Regions from separate parts of the Homo sapiens genome. Here region 2 is linked to region 1. The links are chromatin loops, found by intact Hi-C in ENCODE. Cell type or tissue: chondrocyte. All regions are shown on one strand. Each heading gives the region's core, and the rest is flanking DNA. Links, peaks and the distances in the headings are about the cores only.

What was found. Hi-C counts contacts between places; a loop is a spot of excess contacts. Peaks named below come from ENCODE experiments on the same cell type or tissue, not always from the same donor. Only the 100,000 strongest peaks of a DNase experiment are listed, where the experiment ranks them.
Region 2: a loop joins it to region 1, with 2.4 times the contacts of the local background. A loop is called at or near these places in 5 of 110 quality-filtered maps.

The regions. Positions count from the first base shown.
Region 1 is chr4:53,907,498-53,910,418 of GRCh38, forward strand. The region is part of intron 1 of LOC124900702 (a long non-coding RNA gene); the gene reads left to right. Among named protein-coding and RNA genes, the nearest start is that of CHIC2, 160 kb to the right of the region's middle. In chondrocyte, for the core only: CTCF peaks have their summits at 1,307 (motif pointing right) and 1,512; no DNase peak of the experiment used is centred there.
Region 2 is chr4:53,312,379-53,315,299 of GRCh38, forward strand. It overlaps SCFD2 (sec1 family domain containing 2), which reads right to left. Exons shown (of 9, transcript NM_152540.4): 3 at 1,258-1,385. Among named protein-coding and RNA genes, the nearest start is that of SCFD2, 52 kb to the right of the region's middle. In chondrocyte, for the core only: a CTCF peak has its summit at 1,305 (motif pointing right); no DNase peak of the experiment used is centred there.

The sequences.
Region 1 (2,921 bases), core at 213-2,712:
AAAGGACATAAAGTTGCTGCCACTAGGTTAAAATTTAAGAACAAAATTATAGGAAGCAGACTCCAAACTATTTTCTTAAATTAATTCTTCCTTTTCCAACCAGAACACAATCTCCCCTATTGTCATGTACGCCCTGATGCCTAGTTGGGTACACAGCAAATGTACACACATATCTGATGATTTACTGATGGACTGAATCCTCACAAATATTACATTTAAAGCTTTCAGATCAAATTAAATAATTTGCATTTGGGCAAACAGCCAACAGCACTCTAAACTGTACTCCTAACTAACGTTATTCCCTCCTCTACCTCTTCATCCCTGGTGTTCTCTGCAGACCTTCCAAATACAAACTCACTTTCACAAGAAAAAAAATAACTGCAAAGTATGATTCAGGTCAGCCAAGAAAGGAGGTCATATTAATTTTATTTTTCTTGCTCTGTTTCCCAGGCTGGCATGCAGTGGCATGATCTCGGCTCACCGCAACCTCTGCCTCCCAGGTGCAACTGATTATCCTGCCTCAGCCTCCTGAGTAGCTGGATTACAGGTACCTGCCACTACGACTGGCTAATTTTTGTAGTTTTAGTAAAGATGGGGTTTCACCATGTTGGCCAGGCTGGTCTCAAACTCCTGACCATAGATGATCCACCGCCTTGTCCTCCCAAAGTGCTGGGATTACAGGCATGAGCCACTGCACCCAGCCCATATTAATTTTTAATTTCTGTTTATGCCTATGAAAAATGTATAAGTTGTTCTACAAACAGAAATGCACTTCTCTTGCTAGGGTTGCCTCAATAAATTTAAGCAACGTGGCACTATATTTCCTTTATAAAGCTCCTTCCTACATATCTCACACAACACACAAGAAAGTCATAACCAAATTATTTAAGAAGAATTTCTCAAAACACTAAGACAAAAGCCGTCTCTTCTAAATGAGTAACGTGGAAGGTAATCTTGTTCCCTTACTGCTGACATGTAGCTTTCTGCCTGGGGTTTTATCTTTAACTCCCTGGTAATCCAAACGGAGCAGGAAAACCTCAGACAATAGAGCCTCTTTTTTGCTTTACATCCACTTTTTTGGGGTCGGCACCGAACAACCATCATTAAATGGTTTCTGGCGCAAAGTGGCAGGCTTGGGTAAGCTGAAATGTTTATGACACCAAAATAAAGATGTTCCACACTGCTGAAACCGGGGAGTCACGCAGAGAACAACTGAAATGGAATTACACACCAAGGTTTACTTAACTAGCACGACTTTAACTCGTGTCTGCCTGATACACTTACCAAAGAGAAGTGGCAGAAACCCAGGGTGGACAAAAGAGGGCAGTGTTCACTATGTCTTTCATCTCAGCTCTTCGCTCTTTATCAAATTGCCACTGAGCCAAGAGAAAACTATGTCCAGCATTTCATAACACAGGAAGTGGGGAAGCAGATTAGATATTGGGCTCTGCAGTCACCACAAAATAAGCAGTGTGCTCGTAAAAGTCACTTTTTTCCCTAGACGAAAGCTTAACCATTGGTGAGTTTTGGGGTTTGGTTTCTGTTTTTCAGTATGATCGGCTAAACCTCTCCAGGAAAATAATGGAATATGTAATATTTCTCAAACTATAACAGGTTATAAGGTTTATTTAGTTCAAAGCACTCATTTTTGCAGATGAGGACCAGGTTTCTACATTTGTCAGTGGCTTCTCCTTGTGCTCAGATATCATCAGTATGTGGGGAGGGGAAGACAGACTTCCCTCTTGGAGCTATTTAGAGAATTTTTAGTCATTTCAGAATAGAATCCATGTACGCCCTGTACACAAAAAAATTTAGGTCCCAGAAAGGGAATCTTGTCCCCTGCCCTGGATGTCATCATATTGGGTCGAACTTCATTCACATTCTTTGGGAAAAGCTTATGTGGACATGTCATTGTACCCAATAAAGGATTGCAGCCTCAGCACTCAAAAAGTGCACATTTTGCCCAGGTATCTGTCTATTCTTAGTTATAGATATCTAGTGTCATCTTTTAATAGGGAAAGACTCTTTAATTCTTTTGTAATTCCTGTTGTCCTATACATATTTTTGAGCTCCTGCGATGTATAAGCCTCTGTTGTTAGACATGCAGAAGTGAAAAGGACACAGTTCTAGCCTTTAATAAACTAAGCATCAAATAAGAATCAGATGGCCGGGCGGATCGCTTGAGGTCAGGAGTTCGAGACCAACCTGACCAACATGGAGAAACCCCATCTCTACTAAAAATACAAAATTAGCCGGGCGTGGTGGTACATGCCTGTAATCCCAGCTACTGGGGAGGCTGAGGCGGGAGAATCGCTTGAACCTTGGAGGCGGAGGTTGTGGTGAGCTGAGATCACGCCATTGCACTCCAGCCTGGGCAACAACAGTGAAACTCCGTCTCAGAAAAAAAAAAAAGAATCAGACAAGGCAGAACCAACCTTGTCAGTAACCGTAATACATCAACAACCATAATACAAGGCAGAATGGGGTTGGCTTAGAAGAAAAATACAAATTGCCAAAGAAGAGATTGTATTCATCAGGAGTGGAGAACTGAGGGAAACTTCACAAAAGAGAGAGCTGTGGAGTCGGGTTCATAGAATAGGTGGGCTTCCAGCGGGGTGTGGTGGCTCATAGCTGTAATCCCAGCACTTTGGGAGGCCAAGGTAGGCAGATCACCTGAGGTCGGGAGTTCGAGACCAGCCTGACCAACATGGAGAAACCCCGTCTCTACTAAAAATACAAAATTAGCTGGGTATGGTGGCACATGCCTGTAATCCCAGCTACTCAGGAGGCTGAGGCAAGAGAATCCCTTGAACCCAGGAGGCAGAGGTTGCAGTGAGCCAAGATTGCGCCATTGCACTCCAGCCTGGGCAACAAGAATGAAACTCCGTCTCAAAAAAAAAAAAAAAAAAAAAAAGGTGGGT
Region 2 (2,921 bases), core at 213-2,712, 600 kb before region 1:
TTGGGCAACTTATTTTTCTGTTTCAGTTTCCCTACCTGCAAAATGGGATACTAATAGTACCTGTTTCATAGAATTACTCTAAGAATGAAATAAGATAACACATATAAACAGTCCAAAGACCTAGCATACTGTAAGTTCTCAATAATGGTTAGTTATTTCACTTTTCTTATCATCATTATGTTCCTTGCAGCCCTCAAATATAGTTACCTAATACACTAAAAGTCATATTCTTTTCATGTTATAACCCTGTAACATTTTTCTTCCTAGATTCATCCATATTCTGCTACTTTCAAATTTTGTTCTATTTCAACTTAGTTTGATTTTTGCCCCCATGTGTAATCAAGAACTTGGCCTATGAATCTCAGCAAAGAAAAATTTTCCCATCCAATAAAATGTACTAATATTTACTGAATACCTAAGAACAGATTATAAGAGAGAAACCTTATTTTTAAAAGAGAAAAATAAAATTTTGCAAACTTCCAGAAACAAATTCTACCTATTAACCAGATTCAATATCCATATTTAAATATTTCTGTATCAATAAAATTATTTAATATTTTTTAAAACAAAAAAATTAAAAGCCAAATTTTTTTTCTAAAATCAACGCATTACTTCTGTGGTTCTCTGACTTTTTGATCAAAAGAAAAAAAGCCATTTAAAACTTAAATTCCATTGCAATCATATTCATCTAATACCAAAGACAAAGATGGATGTGAAAAAAAACAAGAAATAGAAAAATTAGGTATGTAATTCCTGGTGAAGAAGAAATAACGCTGATGTGACTTGACAATTAGGACTCTAAGGGTGAGGGACTAGGCCAGACCATGTCTGACTGCTCAATTCTTTTCTCAGTACCATTTCAGTCACTAATTCGAAAGTAATAAGAGAACTTTTACCCACCATAAGTGGGGTAATAGGGGAAGAATGGGGGAAAAAAGGGAGTAGGGTTGGAATAGAATTAAGGAGAGGTAGTCCAGACCAATTTTGACAGTTCTAAAATAGATCAATAAGAAACTAAAATAATTATTCTTTGTAAGCAAAAACTCTCCTAGAGAGTTCCCAAAGCTGAGTCTAAGAAAAGTGGTCATTGCTGAGCCCAAGGGCAGCGTGCACATATTCCTTCCCTATTCTTTCAACAGTATACAAAAGTCGTTACTACTTTGGCCTAGATTCCATGTTGGCTAGCTTGGCCCACAATTCAGAACAGGTTTAAATAAGCTTCCTCAGAGGCTGCCTGTGTCCTAGGTTTAGGCTTACCCATACTCATCTTGATTGGCAGGTTTTCTCTGCTTGCCGCTTCCACTAGATGTCTCCGAACTTCCATCACTGCCTCTTTGTGCTTAGTGTTCAGTAAAGCTTCCCATAGGGCTTTGGCTGTGGTGTCACTGCAGGAAAATCACAAAAAGAGCTTTAGAATAAATTTCTACTGGATACTGGAAAGGGTTGAAAGCAAAATACTTTTTAAAATATATTTTTGAGCATTAATGTAGTCTTTCCTACTGATAGACTCTAAGTATTAGGATTAAATAAAGAATGTCTAATTCACATAATTGGCAGAAAATATTGAGAAATTAAGGAAACAATAAAATCAAGTGAAAAAAAGGGAAGAAAAGCTGTACTGTGTGATGAGAAGTGTGGGAAAACTATGTGATAAATTTTTTCAAAGATTTTGCACTTAAATCTTTCAGAATTCAACTCAACATCACTAGAGTAATATAAATGTTATATAAGCCAAAATTAAATGCAAGTCTCAAAATGATTTATCAGTGATTATAAGCACTATATCAATTCGAGATTAAATACTTGTCCAAGAAACAAAGCAATCAGCAATGAGCATTTCATTCAAAAATTACTCAACAGACTTCCTAATTAGTAGGCTTCCTACTAAATGAAAATCAGGAATTATGCTAAGTAGCCATGGCCTGAAGTATCCCACTTTGGGCCTTAGGTTGGAAGGATGGTACTTACTAAAACCTTTACAATTAACCGTTGATAACAGCACGAAGCACTGCATTATATGCAAGGTCTCATCTGGGCTCACTTCTCCAATAGCCCTCTGTCTCACCCAACATGCTATGTCCAAATTATAAATGAGGGCAGTGTTCTTTCCGGAAGATCTCTGCCATGTAGCCAAGTATACACATTTGTAGTAACGTTTTAAAAACTGAATACAAAGAAACAAGGATGACTTCTGTCCCTTTCTAAAGACTTTTTCCTCCAATTAAAGCCCTACTCACTCTCCTACTATCCACTTAGTAATAGTTCAAAAATAAATACATTTTTAATTTAGTTTTAAAGTTACATCTATTAAGATTTTAATTTAGTTTTAAAGTTATACCTAATAAGACATATCTTCCAAATTTGAATTGGATATTGAATAATAGAATGATGTATTTTTACACTGAGTTTAATGCCTGACACATTATAATCTTTCATTGAATAGTTTTTATTATCATGTATCTTTCCATAATGAACTAATATTACTGCTCAACATACTCCACTTGTTTTAATCTGATCAAATCTGTCATCATTATAACTCTGCATCTAATATTCTTAAGTTTAATTTAAGTAAGCAGGTAAACTACATGCCAAGCCCTGTATTTGGTTGGGATACAGATTTTTAAAAAGCTTTGAATGGCATAGTTTAGAAGACAAGGCAGATACAAAAGCAAATAAATTACTAAAAAAGTGTGGTAATAAAAGCCATGGTCAATGCTTGCATAGGTGTTTATGCAAGCATAATCCTAGCTGGGAGGATAGGGACTGAAGGAATGATTTCTACTGGAAATGATGAGCAAGTACAAAGATACATAAGCTCTAAAAGCAGCCTGGGAAGAAGTTAAAACTCAATCTGGGAAGGAAAATGGCAAAAAAAAAAAAAAAAAGCCTTCAAGAAAGATATAAAATCTTGGTTACAAAAC